2 separate regions of the Homo sapiens genome follow, and region 1 is linked to region 2. Evidence: chromatin loops called from intact Hi-C (ENCODE). Cell type or tissue: B cell. All regions are shown on one strand. Region 1 overlaps MOXD1 (monooxygenase DBH like 1). Region 2 holds the start of MOXD1 (monooxygenase DBH like 1).

Region 1 (8,000 bases), 47 kb before region 2:
CCATTTGTTGAAAAGGGTGTCATTTACCCACTTTATGTCTTTGTTTGCTTTGTCGAAGAACAGTTGGCTGTAAGTATTTGGGTTTATTTCTGTGTTCTCTATTCTGTTCCATTGGTCTATGTGCCTATTTTTATACCAGTACCATGCTGTTTTGGTGACTATGGTCTTATAGTTTGAAATCAAGTGGTGTGATGCCTCCAGATTTGTTCTTTTTGCTTAGTCTTGCTTTGGCTATGCAGGCTCTTTTTTGGTTCCATATGAATTTTAGAATTGTTTTTTCTAATTCTGTGAAGAAAGAATGATGGTGGTATTTTGACGGGGACTGAATTGAATTTGTAGATTGCTTTTGACAGTACAGTCATTTTCACAATATTGATTCTACCCATCCATAAGCATGGGATGTGTTTCCATTTGTTTGTGTCATCTGTGATTTCTTTCAGCAGTGTTTTGTAGCTTTCCTTGTAGAGGTCCTTGGCCTCTTTGGTTAGGTATATTTCTAAGTTTTTTGTTTTTGTTTTTGTTTGTTTGTTTGTTTGCAGCTATTGTAAAAGGGGTTGAATTCTTGATTTGATTCTCTGCTTGGTCACTGTTGAAGTATAGAAGAGCTACTGATTTCTATACCTTAATATTGTATCCAGAAACTTTGCCAAATTCTTCTATCAGTTCTAGGAGCTTTCTGGAGTCGTCTTTGGGGTTTTCAAGGTAAATGATATCAACAGCAAACAGGGACAGTTTGACTTTCTCTTTACTGATTTGGATGCCCTTTATTTCTTTCTCTTGTCTGATTGCTCTGGCTAGGACTTCCAGTACTATGCTGAAGAGGGGTGGTGAGATTGGGCATCCTTGTCTTGTTCCAGTTCTCAGAGGGAATGCTTGCAACTTTTCCTCATTCATTATTATGCTGGTTGTGGGTTTGTCGTAGATGGCTTTTATTATATTGAGGTATGTTCCTTGTATGCCGACTTTGCTAAGAGTTTTAATCGTAAAGGGATGCCAGATTTTGTTGGATGCTTTTTCTGCATCTATTGAGATGATCAGGTGATTTTTGTTTTTAATTCTGTTTATGTGCTGTATCACATTTACTGACTTGCCTATGCTTAACCATTCCTGCATCCCTGGTATGAAACCCACTTGATCATGGTAGATTATCTTTTTGATATGTTGTTGGATTTGGCTAGCTAGCATTTTATTAGGGATTTTAGCATCTAAGTTCATTGGTTATATCGGTCAGTAGTTTTCTCTTTTGGTTATGCCCTTTCCTGGTTTGGGTATTAGGGTGATGCTGGTTTCATAGAATGAATTAGGGAGGGTTCTCCCTTTCTCTATCTTGTGGAATAATGTCAAAAAGATTGGTACCAATTCTTCTTTGAATGCCTGCTGTGAATCCGTCTGGCCCCGGACTTTTTTATTGTTGGTAATTTTTTAATTATCCTTTCAATCTCACTGCTTGCTATTGGTCTGTTCAAGGTATCTAATTTTTCCTGATTTAAGCTAGGAGAGTTGTATTTTTCCAGAAATTTATCCATCTCTTCTAGGTTTTCTAGTTTATGTGTATAAAGGTGTTCAAAGTAGCCTTGAATGATCTTTTGTGTTTCAGTTATCAGTTGCAATATCTCCCATTTTGTTTCTTAATGAGGTTATTTGGATTTTCTCTCTTCTAGGTTAATCTTGTTAATGGTCTATCAACTTTATTTATCTTTTCAAAGAATCAGCTTTTTGTTTCATTAATGTTTTGTATTGTTTTTTGTTTGTTTGTTTCCATTTCTTTTAGTTCAGGTCTGATCCGGGTTATTTCCTTTCTTCTGCTGGGTTTCGGTTTAGTTTGTTCTTGTTTCTCTAGTTCCTTGAAGTGTGACCTTAGAATGTCAGTTTGTGCTCTTTCAGTCCTTTTGATGTAGGCATTTAGGGCCGTGAACTTTCCTCTTAACACCACCTTTGCTGTATCCCACAGATTTTGATAGGTTGTGTCATTATTGTCATTCAGTTCAAAGAATTTTTAAATTTCTATCTTGATTTCATTTTTGACCCAATGCTCACTCAGGAGCAGGTTATTTAATTTCCATGTATTTGCATAGTTTTGAAGGTTCTGTTTAGAGTTGATTTCTAGTTTTATTCCACTGTGGTCTGAGAAAGTGCTTGATATAATTTCAATTTTCTTAAATTTATTGAGGCTTGTTTTATGGCCTATCACGTGTCCTGTCTTGGAGAAGGTTCCATGCACTGTTGAAAAGAATGTGCATTCTGCAGTTGTTGGATGAAATGTTCTGTATATATCTGTTAAGTCCATTTGTTCCATGGTATAGTTTTAATCCATTGTTTCTTTGTTGACTTTGTCTTGATGACCTGTCTAGTGCTGTCAGTGGAGTATTGAAGTCCCTCATTATTATTGTGTTGCTGTCTATCTCAATTCTTAGTTCTATTAGTAACTGTTTTACAATTTTGAGAGCTCCAATGTTACGTGCATGTATGTTTAGGATTGTGATATTTTCCTGCTGGACAAGGCCTTTTAACATTATTTAATATCCCTCTTTTTCTCTTTTAACTGCTGTTGCTTGTTGCTTTAAAGTCTGTTTTGTCTGATGTAAGAATAGCTACCCCTGCTTGCTTTTGACGTCCATTTGCATGAAATGCCTTTCTCCACCCCTTTACTTTAAGTTTATGTGAGTCCTTACGTGTTAGGTGAGTCTCCTGAAGGCAGCAGATAGTTGATTGGTAAGTTCTTATCCATTCTGCAGTTCTATATCTTTTAAGTGGAGCACTTAGGCGATTTACATTCAATGTAGTATTGAGATGTAAGGTATCATTGCATTCATTGTGCTATTTGTTGCCTGTGTACCTTGGATTTTTTGTTTTTTGTTTTTGCTTTTTAAATTGTATTTTTGTTTTATAGGTCCTATGTGATTTATGCTTTCAAGAGGTTCTGTTTTGATGTGTTTCTGGATTTGTTTCAAGATTTAGAGCTCCTTATAGCAGCTCTTGTGGTGCTTCCTTAATAGTGGCGAATTCTCTCAGCATTTGTTTGTCTAAAAAAGACTATATCTTTCCTTCATATATGATGCTCAGTTTCACTGGATACAAAATTCTTGGCTGATAATTGTTTTGTTTGAGGATTCTGAAGATAAAGCCTCAATTCCTTCTCGCTTGTAGGGTTTCTGCTGAGAAATCTGCTGTTAATCTCATAGGTTTTCCTTTATAAGTTAACTGGTGCTTTTGTCTCGTAGGTCTTACACTTCTTTCCTTCATCTTAACTTCATCATAACCTGATGATGATGTGCCTAGGTGATTATCTTTCTGTGATGAATTTCCCAGATCTTCTTTGTGCTTCTTGTATTTGGATGTCGAGGTCTCTAGCTAGGCCAAGGAAATTTTCCTTGATTATCTCCCCAAATATGTTTCCAAACTTTTAGATTCCTTTTCTTCCTCAGGAATACCTCTTCCTTATTCTTAGGTTTGGTCATTTACCATAATTCCAGACTTCTTGGAGGCCTTGTTTATATTTTCTTATTTTTTCTTTGTCTTTGTTGGATTGGGTTAATTTGAAGACCTTGTCTTTGAGCTCCGAATTTCTTTCTTCTACTTGTTCAATTCTATTGCTGAGACTTTCCAGAACATTTTGCATTTCTATAAGAGTGTCCAAGGTTTCCTGAAGTTTTGATTGTTTGTTCTTTAACAATCTATTTCCTTAAATATTTCTTCCTTCACTTCTTGTATTGTTTTTTGGATTTTCTTGCCTTTCGCTGGTGTCTCCCTGATTAGCTTAATAAGTAACCTCCTGAATTCTTCTTCAGGTTAATCAGGGATTTCTTCTTGGTTTGGATCGATTGCTGGTGAGCTAGTGTGATTTTTTGGGGGTGTTAAAGAGCCTTGTTTTGTCATATCACCAGAGTTGGTTTTCTGGTTCCTTCTCATTTGGGTAGGCTCTGTCAGAGGAAAAGTCTACGGGTGAAGGCTACTGTTCAGATTATTTTGTCCCAGGGGATGTTCCCTTAATATAGTACTCTCCCCTTTTTTCTATGGATGTGGCTTCCTGTGAGATAAGCTGCAGTGATTGTTATATCTCTTCTGGGTGTAGCCACCCAGCAAGTCTACCAGGCTCCAGGCTGGTACTGGGGTTTGTCTGCACAGAGCCCTGTGATGTGAACTGTCTATGGGCCTCTCAGCCATTGATACCAGCACCTGTTCCAGTGGAGGTGGCAGGGAGATGAAATGGGCTCTGTGAGGGTTCTTACCTTTGGTGATTTAAAGTTCTATTTTTGTGCTGGTTGGCGTCCTGCCAGGAGGTGGCACTTTCCAGAGAGCATCAGCTGTGGTGGTACGAAGAGGAAGTGGTGGTGGGCGGGGCCCTAGAACTCCCAAGAGTATATAGCGTTTGTCTTCAGCTACCAGGGTGGGTAGGGAAGGCCCATCAGGTGGGGGCAGGGCTAGGTGTGTCTGAGCTCAGACTCTCCTTGGAAGGGTCTTGCTGCAGCTGCTGTGGGGAATGGGGGTGAGGTTCCCAGGTCAATGGAGTCATCTACCTAGGAGGATCATGGCTGCTTCTGCTGAGTCATGCAGGTTGCCAGGGAAGTAGGGGAAAACCAACAGTCACAGGCCTCACTCAGCTCCCACACAATCTGAAGGGCTGGTCTCCCTCCCATCATGCCCCTCCCCCAACATCCTGTTTCCAGGCAGTAGATGAGCACGGCTTGAGAACTTGCCCCAGACTAGCCACTTCCCAGGTGCAGAAGAAAAAGGATTTGGTTCTTCCCTCACCCGTGGAGTCTGCACACCAGATTCGTGCCCTTCCCCAGGTTCTGGCCAGGAGGCTTCTTGCTGGATTCAAATTGTTACAAAGTTCAGCTGGGGACTTCCTTCTCCCTGTGGCATTTTACCCTGTGCCTCTGGTCACCCTCCCAAAAGATCCCTGTGGTACCAAGCAGGGATGGCATGCTTAGGGACCCAGTGAGCTCCCAGGTCCTTTCCCACTGCTTCCTCTATCCCTGTATTTTGCTCAGCTCTCTAAATTGACTCAACTCCAGGTAAGGTCAGAAAGTTCTCCCACAAACTAGACCTTCAGGGGTTGGAGTCTATCACCATTCTCCGGTATGTAGGCTGGGCCTGCTTCTTATGGCAGGAGCAATGGCGTGCTAATCCCAAACCAAGCCTCAAGTGGCCTTACAGTTTCTACTCTCTCTTTTGGAACTGTGCCATCACCATTTGAACAAGCCCAGTCTAGACTTCTAGAGAACAAGATACTATAAAGGAGAGCCCACTTGTTCAGCTGAGGCCTCCTAGACCTGCTTACAACCAGCTGACTCCCAACAAGAAGAGAGAGCCCAGGCACTATTAGAAAGCTGCATACCCAACCCAAGCTGGTTACATACCTGTTTGTAGCCCAGCTACAAACAGAAGAACCACCAAGCTGACTTGTAAACTATAACATGTGCTTCTTCATTTAAAGCTTATTTAAAGTTGTTGAACTTTGGGTTGGTTTGGTTCACAGAAATAGCTAACCAATAAAAATGAATAAAAAATTCTGGTATGTTCAGAAAATGAAATTCAAAGATGAAAATGAACACATTATTTTCTACAAACAACATGGCCAACTTGCACATCCCGTTCGGCAAAAAAAGCCAGACACAGAAGAGCACTAGCGTTTCTGTCTACCTACAAAAAATTCACAACAGGCAAAATTAGTAAAGAGTGATTTAAGTCAGCAAACTGGTGACCTCTGGGGACAGACAGTACCTGGGAGGGGACGCAAAGGACGCTTCTGAGTTGATACTCTATTCTTGATCTTGATTCTGGTTTCATGAGTCAGTTCACCTTATGAAAATTCAATGAGTTTTATACTGTTTGTGCACTTTTATCTAGGCAATTCAATAAAAGAATGTTTTAAAAAGAAATCGGTAAAGGGTTGAACAGCAAACTGACAGAAGAGAGCATAAAAAGAGCATAAGCCTCACTAGTAGTCTAAGGAAAGCAAGCCAAAGCAATCAGAAATATTAGTTTTCATCCATTAACAGGCAATAAATTTAAAAGACTAAAATATCCAGTGCTCAAGAAGGGATGAGAAAATATTCACATACAGCTAGTGTGTGAATTTTATAAAGTAATCTGACAAATATATTAAAGTTTGAAATACATGTAATCTTGATTCAATCCATTTAGCAATCTAGCGTATAGGAATGAAACCACCAATACATAACGATATACTTACAAGAACATTTACTGAAGCAATGTTTATGGTAGCAAAAAGCTTACAACATCTTGAATGTGCATCAAAAGTGTATGGCTGCAAAAATTATGGTTTATACATAATAGGAGATTAAATTATGTAAACATTAAAAATAATGTGTTATAATATTTTGTCCAGTAATGATGAGGGCATTAATTTGAAAAGCAAAATTCAAAGTAATAGATATAGAGTGATCCTAATTTGTTTACAAATAAAAGAGATTAACCCAAAAAAATCCTATATAAATGTTGTAAATGTTTTCTTCAGCATAAAGTTTTAGAAAAATACAAATAAATCTGTTAGCATTAGTCACCTCAGGAAAGTAGAATTTGGAGAAAGAGGGCACTACTACTTTTTATTTTATATATTTTTTACTTTTTTACTTATTATGAGAAGTATATATTACACTGGAAATGAAACAAATACACGTTAGAAAATATTCTCATATTAGAAAATAAAGTGTTCTCTAGAGAAAAAAACTCCTTAATCTTTCAAATGATGAGAGATAAAAACTCAACAGTTGTGACCTCTTTGCAAGATTGTTAAAAGCCAGTCCAGAAGCACATCATATCACATATGAATTTTATCTGATTATTAATTCAAGCTGAAGAAGAAATAAATTATCCCATAAAATATCTCTTAGCACTTGGAGTAAATATAGTTTGAAAAAAATGTGACTGAACTAACAATCTTTTGGAAAATTCTATTTGCTATATGAGTGGAAAATATTACTCAGAGTACTGACATTTCCTGTTTACCACTGAAAAAAGAACTTAGTTCTCTAACCTTGTAAATGTAATTCAACTGTGAATCTTACAAACACTTACAATAAGAGTTTGCCTTACTAAACAAATCAGGTTCATCTGGCAGTCCAGTTCTTAAAGGAACTAAACTTTATCTTAAAAGGAAGTATAGAAATAAAAAGGAAAGATAGTAAAAGTAATGAATTCCAAGTTATAAAGGAACTAATATACCATATAAAAATCTAGTTAAATATAAATATTTCAATTTTTCCCTCTTTTAAATGTCTCAGAAAAGTCAATGAAATCAAAGTGAGTGTCCAGCTGTTCTAAATTACTGGATAATAATATCCAAGTAATTTAGAGCTTTTTGAAAAGCTTTAAAAATTATTTAATTATAGATAGTTAAGAGATGATAAAATGGAGATATAAATCTTAGGTGTATTTTTTGCTTTGAAATTGTTTTATATTTCATATTTTGAAGGAGAGATAGAGATAAGTAATAAAAATTTATGACCTAAATTTCAATCTCAATTTCAATTAATTAACTGGATGAGAAAGGCAGTTTTTTCCTCTGGACTTCATTTTCTGCAACCATGAAATAAAATGTTGACAAAAGCAAACAGAAGGTTTAGACTGTTAGAGGAAAGAAGGATTACTATAAAATGACAATATTTCACATCTATTGTGCCTCAGGTGTTCCATAAACATTTTCCAAATAACTTTACAGTAGTATTGTGATAGGTCATATCTCCATTTTGCCAATGGGAAAACGGATTCAGAAAAGTTCTGTAAATTACTCAAGGTCATATAAGTGGTAAATGGTAGAGCCCGGATTTGAAATCAGGTCTATGTGACCAGAAAGACAGGAAGGGCCCTTCAAGCTTAGGTTCATATAGGTTAAATAAAGTGTTAAAGCTCCCCCTACTAGACTAAATAAATGGTGTTCATAATACACGTACTAATAACACCTATGTGTGTAGCACATTTGCACTGAAAAGAGTTCAACACAGTAATTCAGATCTCAGGCATTAGAATTAAAC
Region 2 (8,000 bases):
CTCACAAAACCCCCAGTTCCCTCAGTGCCATCTCCTCTCTGTTGCATTACATCCTGCCTGTTCCATTCAAGCTCTCATCACTCTTTTTTCTCATTTTTTAATTTATATAAATGTATGCGTTACAAGTGCAGATTCTTTACACACAGAGATTGCATAGTGGTGAAGTCAGGGCTTTTAGTGTATCCATAACCCAAATAACATACATTGTAACAAATAAGTAATTTCTATTCCTCCACACCTTCCCACTCCTTCACCCTTTTGAGTCTCTATTGTCTATCATTCCACACTCCACATCCTTGTGTACACATTATTTATCTCCCACTTATAAGTGAGAACATGCAGTATTTATCTTTCTGCATCTAGCTTGTTTCACTTAAGTTAATGGCCTCCAGTCACTCTTAGATTTATTTCCTGACATCTATAGACATTTGGACTTGTGACATCTATTAAGCCAATGATTCTCTACCTGATCGATAAAAATTTACACTTACATAGTTCTCAAGGAGTTAACACCCTTTTGAAAGAAGAGTTTAATATAATTAGGAAAATAAAAGTCAGAAAAATTTTTAAAAACTAAAGTTTTAGTTTAAAATTAAATTTAAAAGGATAAAATAAAATACATGCCAAAAAGCCACATGATGAGGTGACTAGGATAGCAACTTAGGTTATTATCATACACCCTGGTGTAATTGTCCAACTCTTAGTGGCTGCTGTGCATTTATTGATGCCCCGGGAGCCAATGTTTTTTGTGTCATTGTTCTATATAAATGTTGTTCTCGCCGGGAGCAAAATTACACAAAACATGAAGTCTACTAATAGAATCAAATATGCTACATTTAAGAATCCTATTTATGGCCTGGCGTGGTGGCTCACGCCTGTAATCCCAGCACTTTAGGAGGCCGAGGCAGGTGGATCACCTGAGGTCAGGAGTTTGAGACCAGCCTGGCCAGCCTGGTGAAACCCGGTCCCTACTAAAATACAAAAATCAGCCTGGCATGGTGACAGGCGCCTGTAATCCCAGCTACTCGGGAGGCTGAGGCACGAGAATCACTTGAACCTGAGAGGTGAGGTTGCAGTGAGCCGAGATTGCACCAGTGCAATCTAGCCTGGGCAATAAAGAGAGACTTTGTCAAAAAAAAAAAAAAAAAAAAGAGAATCCTATTCACTTTTTGGTATAGTTGCTGAAAATACTCTTCTCACACTAGTGTATGAAGAACCTTAAATAAATAGTTTCTAGAGAGGAGACTGAATTTCGAGCGTTGGAGAATGGAATCATTCAGCCTGAATAATAAAACTGAAATTGATACATTTATTTCATTTATATTATTTGGTGTATTTCATCTTATTAAACAGATTTTAAGTTAACTGTCTTTCCATTTAATTGAATAGCATAATTTTAATGCATTTTATATGTCCTAAAATGAGTAGAATGTTTATGGAAATGGAAGGTAAAATATGTCAGCCAAGTAAGAAAACGATCATCCTTTACATGTAAAAATGATTTTATTTCCTTAGGAATAAAAATGGACGGGAAGTCCTATTTATTGCTCATTAAATGTATTGAGAATGCAGCCAGTCATAATTTATCTCATAGTGATGTGTATTCACTAATTACTTTAAGAAAATTTCTATGTTTCAAAATCAATCTAAAGAGTACTTAACTAAGTCCTATGCAATCTCTATGAAGAACCACAAACAGGGTGAAAACACTGTAGTTTAACCAAGTTTATCTTTGTGGTGGGCCTATTATGGCATGTTGAATCAGAATTCTACTCACGGCTTTTCATTTGACATACAATTGGCTGGGCTTTCTAGAAATGCTACTCTTTGAGGGAAAATAATATGGAGTTAACATTCAAAGTATGTCCCATTTTATAATATTAGCATAGTAAGAGTTATGCTCCCTTTTGTAGAACATGCAAGGATAGTTAAGGGGCATACTATACTCCTCTCCCTAAACGGTAAAATTTCTTTTTTAAAAAACGTTAAATAGGTATTTAAATAAGGTATTGTCTACTTTATATTACAGGAGAATGAGTCATTCCCCTAGTGAGGCCTGCATTTGTGGTCAAATACTTGGTTCATAAAGTTAATGTCTGAGATGCTGCAGGAGGAGAATATTTATACATCAGTGACTTCAGCAGAATGCAATCCTCATAAAACTTTATTTTATTGGAGTTGTAAAGTTACTTATTTGGGGGAAGAAACGATTAATTTATGAAAAAATAGATAATAGAGTGGTTTTGAACTTTTTATTGTTGTCACTTTATTTCCTTCCAGAGTTAACAGCTCAGTGCCAGAATCAGCGTTCAAGTTTGATGGCATATTTCAGTCGAAAAGAACCTGGGGATAAAATTACTAAGAAGCGCACTCTAAATCCACGGAGAACACTGATTTAAATACTATCAAAGCCTTAATGCAATGCCAGAACAATTCGGAGTTTTCATCTGGATCAAGACTTTTAGCAAAGGGCAGTATGTTCGGATGAATTTTTATAATAACAAAGCGTGTACGTTCACCGCCATCCAAACGTTGGTCACGATCAAGCAAGGATGTCCAGGAAACCTAGCCACCTAATCATTCTGGTCATCTCACAATCTTCTTCTTCCTTTTTTTTTTTCTTTCTATTTAGTAAAGCACCCATGAACAGGCAAGGTGGTTACTTAGGCTCCTTCAAAGTAAATCAGCAGCGGTCAAATTAACTTTATTGGTTATTAAAGTAAGCCAAAGTTTTGTCACTTCATAGGATATTTTGCCTGGGGACCTTCGATTTTGGTCTCTAAATGTGGCTTCCTGAACAGCTCTCGGAATAGGAAAGTCCCTAAGCGATTCTTAGGGGCCCTTCATTCTTCTGGAGAATGGTGTAGCTGACATCAGCCCCGCGCCTGGAGGCTCCCAAATAGCCACGATTTGGGAAGTTCTGAGATTTCCACTCCTAGACAGCAAGTCCGCGACGTACTAAAGCGCTCTGTCCCTTCCCTCCTCTGAGAGCTGTCCCATTAGGTCCCCAAAGCCAAAGCCTAGGTCCTTCTCCCTTCCCATCAGGGATGAAGCGGGGTGTATTGCAGGTGTGTAGGCGGGGGGGCGTCTATTAAGTGGGGCGCTGGGGACAGGAAAGTGTTCAAAGAAGGAAACCTGCCTGGGGTCATCCGTGCTCGGCTTCCCTACCGCGCGCCTTCTGGGGCTCCGGGAGAGCAGGCGCTGCCCGCGGAGGCGAGAGTGAGCGTGGCCGGGGGCGCGGGGCTGCGCCAGGTGAGAGAGAGCTGCGGGCCCCGGGGACGACCCGCACCTGCGCCCTCTCTGGGGTCCGGACGGGACCGGGCTCGGCCGGGCGGGCTCCGGGAGGAGACGCGCTTACCTGGAGGTAGGGCCGCCCGTGGGCCACCCCGCCCACGACGATGTCGGCGGACGCCATGGCCCCGGTGGGCGAGAAGCCGAAGCCCACGTAGCCTGCAGTGCGCACCTGGAGGCGGAAGGCGATCTGGCTGCCCCGCTGGCTCCAGCCCAGCCAGTACTTGCCCTCCGAGTCCAGGAGGGTCCGGTGCGGATAGGTTCGGCCCGAGCCCCCCGCCGCCGTCCCGGGGAGCAGCCCCCACAGCAGGAGCAGCGGCCAGCAGCACATCCTCGGGCGCCTCCTGCCCGCCGGTACCGGCCTCCAGCCGCTGGGGAGTGAGGAGCAGAACGAGGAGCGGCAGCGGCGGCGAGCGGGAGCCCAGGGACCGCCCCTCGGGCCGGCCGCGCGCCCGCCCGGGAGGGGCAGGACCCGCTCTCCCCGCCCCGGGCCGCCTGCAGGGCGCGCCGCGTCCCGTCCGGTCCCGTCCCGTTCCGTCCCGTCGGGTCCCAGCCCCGCCAACTCTCACCCTGCCCGGCCCTTCCAGCGGATCCACTTGCAGCCCCCGACCCCTGACTTGGTCCCCGAGGTCGGGGCTCGGTGGGAAGGAAAGCGAGGGGCTTCCCGGAAAGAAAGGGAGGAGGAGGCAGGAGGAGGCAGACGCCGAGAGAGGAGAAAAGGAGGCCAGAGGCAGAGGGAAAAGGAGGAGGGCAAGAGAATCCTAGAGCGGGAAGAGCGTGGGCTCTGCGGGACGTGGGCGAGAGGTTACCAGGGAAAGAATGGACATTGACGGCAGAGAGCAAGTTTAGCCTGGAGAGGAGGAATTGAGTGAGCAAAGGGGGTAGTCTGGGGTGCGATGCACAGAAAGGCCCGTCCAGGGTAACCTTCACGTCTCCGTATCCGTTGCTGTCGACTTTCCAGAGCCTTTGTTCCCAGTGACGTCCCTATTGCAATGGAGGGACACACTTCACTTTCCCCAGCCCCCCACCTCGAGAATTTCTCTCACCCTCCCACCCTGCGGGGCCGCAGAGCTTGCTCCTCACGGCAGGAGTTGGAGCCCTGACGCTTGCCTTCACCTAGTTTTTGTTTGGTTTGGTTTGGCGTTGATGGGACAAAGTCAGCCAAACTACTTTGCCATCAGCAGAGAAGGTAAGGGGTGAATTGTCATTTGAGAGTTATATTTTAATTTAACATTCTCTTTTCTTGCTATTCCAAGTTCTGGCCATAACCATGTTTGTCAAAAGTTTGTTTTGTTTTGGTTTTGCCTCTACCTTTGACCACTCCTGTCTTTAGAATGCTAAATACAAATATGGCCACTAAAATTTACCTTGCTTATTTATTCCTTTATTTATGATCTGCCAAGTTTCCAAAAAAGTTCGAAATTTTGTCTTTATAAAAATACAAACAATGCAAAATAGAAAAACAAATAAGAGAGAATATCAGATGAGAAATATGGGTAAGAAGAGCAAGCTCCACACTAGCCACCCTACACTCCTCATTCTCTCTCCTCACCTCGTATTTCAGCCTGTTTTTCCCCCTGCCTATCTTTTCCCATAACTTTTCCAAAGTTACCGTCATGCATCTAATTTATATTCTTCTAAGGATACGGGAATATTTGATCATGTCTGGAAGGTGACCTGTAGGTGGATCTGCTTACCAAAGTGCTCAGGGACTTGCCTGGGAAGGGACTTTTCCCAAGGAGAGATTGGATCAAGGTCCGCAGGGCTGGCCAATGGCAATAGGCCAGCATCAGAGAAGAGTGATGTTGGAACCGCAAAATAAAATGAGAAATAAAAGAGCCTGCAAAGCCTTACAAGAACTGGGCATGGAGACTATGAAATATAAGTAGCTGGTGCCTCACCTCCACCAGGACCCACTGGGCAAATGTCAAGGGCAGTAACAGCCATACAGCAATGTAAGGGTGGCAACCTTAGAATTGGGTTTTTACAAGCACCATACCAGGGACGTGGCTTCAGCCATGAAGAAAGGAAGGGGGATATGGAGAGAAAGAGGAACAAAATAGGGGGAATGGAGTCCCAGAGGAGTGGCTCATGGCACCGGGTGGGACACACTCACTATCCTCTCACTATCCTGGGCAGGGATTTCAGGGAAGTTAAATTACTGCAGAGTGACTAAAGGCAAACTTTCTGTTTTGTGACCCTACTTTTATTCCTAGTGTGGAGGAACCTGGAACAAGCACATTGCTACATCTGCTTCCTGGGGTTCGTTATATAAACCCCAAATTCACATCTATTAGGACATTTTGTCTCCTTAATGAAACAAAAAGAGGTCATGCCTTCCAGAATTCTTCCCCCATTAACTGTTTTAGCTTTACCTTCCATCACTCCCATCTCACTCACCCATCGGCCTGTAGACCACATGAAAAATCCCTCTGGAATCCTCAATGGAGAGCCGTGCTATTTTGCATCACTGTGCCTATTCGCAGGGTTTGTCACTTCTGCCTTCCTTCCTTTGAAGTATTTTCTTGTCCTCCTTCTCACACTTCACTGTAAGATAGCATCCTATCTGTGGATACTATCCACGGTAGTCCCCATGGAATGTTCTGCCAGACCCCATATGGCACCCCTGACACTTCAGTGTACTTTCTGTCTACAGGCTTGTTTTCCTCCAGTAGCCTCTTTAGGTCAGGAACCATGTCTGGTTTCTCATTGCCTAGAATGTGGACATCTTGCAATAGGTGCTTAATGAATACTTGTAGGACGAGTGAACAGATGCATGCCCAGATGCTCCTGTAAGCATCCTCGTAACAAAGTTGTTCTGTGGGGGAAACCTTGGCCCCAGATGTAATTGAGTGTTCTGCATTGGTATTGAGGCAAACATAGAAAAGACCACACATGAATACACAAAGGAGAAAGTTTTCAATTGTTTTCATTTATTATTTCATTGAGTGTAAAGTTATTGTCTTTTGTTGTGACTGGCATTGCATCCGAAACGCCTTGAACATTCAAGAAACATTAAAACTAATATAACCATTTTGAGATCAGGTCAACAAACAGAACATTAGCATAATTCATACTCAAGAGATCCACTCTGCTTTGGCTTGAATCACCCAGTAATTTGAGACAGAATAGAAAATGTTATCTATGTGTGCTTTGTACGCTGCTTGAGTTTTCTGGATCAAAAGCAACTCTACACTTCAGTTGCATAGAGGACTCAATTTTCTGATGTTGGAAATCAATTACTGCATTGCTGCTTGTCTTAAATTTGTAACGAAGGCAGGAAGAAAGCATAGGTCTGTTGAAAACTTAGGGAATGTAGCAGAGAGGAGAATGAAATTAGTGGTAAAGGGTTTCAAAATTAGTTTTTAAAACTACTGTTTTTGTTAAAACTGAAACTTGCTGGTTATTTAAAGAAAAAGGTCAGGAAATGCAGAAAAGTGTGAATAACAAAGTAAACTTAAAAAATCACCTGAAATTCCACCATCCAAAAATAACCCTTGTATGCATTCCAGGAACATCATTCCAGAGCCCAGTTCCATTAAAAGGTTGGAGGAGCAGTCTGTTGGGCAAGCATTTGCAGAGAAACAGGTGAATTAGCTTTGTAAGACTCTGCTTGAAATAAACAGAGCGACTTTAAACATATTAGTTACAAGCACATTGTTTAGGCTTCTTCTCTCCACATATATCCTTTGGATACATGAGTAGACAAAAGAAATCAAATAGACAAAACTAGCGATTCAGTGAGGTCTTACTTAAGTTCAGAACATTCAACCAAATTAGTCATTCCTAAAATGAATCATTTTCTCACACTTTTCAATCAAGGATTTGAAATGTTATATTTATTTTAACTCCTCACTTTGATACATAGCTTGCAATCTGCCAGTGTGACTGCCCCCATGCTGAGTTTCCTTACCTCCAAACCCTCTGTTGCTAAGGTTTGTTTGTATTTCTACATTAGTCGACTGCAAGGGGTTGGGGGAAGGATTGAGGAAAAAAGAAAACCCAAGGGACGATTATAAGCCAATGCAGTCTCCCTATATGAGCTAGGATGGGCTAAAGTATTTCTTCTTGAGAGTATCATAATTTTCCTGCTTACTTGTACCTAAGGTTCAACAATAATGCTAAATATTTATAAAGTTCCTGTCTTCTAGGGAGCTCAGAGAAAAATATTTATGTAAGTGATCTCAGCAGTTCTCCAAAATAGGGAAGCTGAAGCATTTTCTCACATTAGTCTATAAACTAAGTCACTTGTGTGGATAGGTGACTGGTTCAAGTTCATACTATGAGTCAGTGGCAGAAAAGCCAAAAATAGAACTACGGTGTTTTGAGGGTTTTTTTTAACTACATACTTTCTCCAGCTCTCACCTCACCTCCAATAAAAAAAAAAATTAAAGCTATTAGGTAATGATCATGAAACATTCTTTCAGCAGGGCTGATATTTTTTACATGAGCAAGATGCTATGATCTACTGTTAGCTCAATGTTATATATTCATTTTAATAACAGATGATATTGATGATAGTCATGTGGATGGAGAAGGTGAGGATATAGTGCATTTACTCCTATTATCAGGAAATTTGAGACTTGCTTAACTGAATTCTTGAGGTTTCTTTGAAATTGAGTGCCAGTTGGCACAGAAAATCACTCTTAGGTTCTTATGAAAATCATAGCAAGCAAACCACTTTCTCTGTGCAAATCCTAAACTTTAGT

What was found. Hi-C counts contacts between places; a loop is a spot of excess contacts. Peaks named below come from ENCODE experiments on the same cell type or tissue, not always from the same donor. Only the 100,000 strongest peaks of a DNase experiment are listed, where the experiment ranks them.
Region 1: it touches region 2 in a loop (2.1-fold over the local background); 4 of 110 quality-filtered maps call a loop at or near these places.

The regions. Positions count from the first base shown.
Region 1 is chr6:132,350,364-132,358,363 of GRCh38, forward strand. All of the region lies in intron 4 of MOXD1 (monooxygenase DBH like 1), which reads right to left. Among named protein-coding and RNA genes, the nearest start is that of MOXD1, 47 kb to the right of the region's middle. RefSeq lists an enhancer at 4,008-5,207. In B cell, no CTCF peak of the experiment used is centred here; DNase peaks (open chromatin) are centred at 1,828 and 4,318; H3K4me3 peaks cover 4,114 bases; H3K27ac peaks cover 5,983 bases.
Region 2 is chr6:132,397,805-132,405,804 of GRCh38, forward strand. It overlaps MOXD1 (monooxygenase DBH like 1), which reads right to left and starts at 3,671. Exons shown (of 12, transcript NM_015529.4): 1 at 3,359-3,671. The coding sequence starts at 3,622. RefSeq lists silencers at 3,375-3,424, 3,555-3,724, 3,745-3,884. In B cell, no CTCF peak of the experiment used is centred here; a DNase peak (open chromatin) is centred at 3,577; H3K4me3 peaks cover 1,699 bases; H3K27me3 peaks cover 1,487 bases.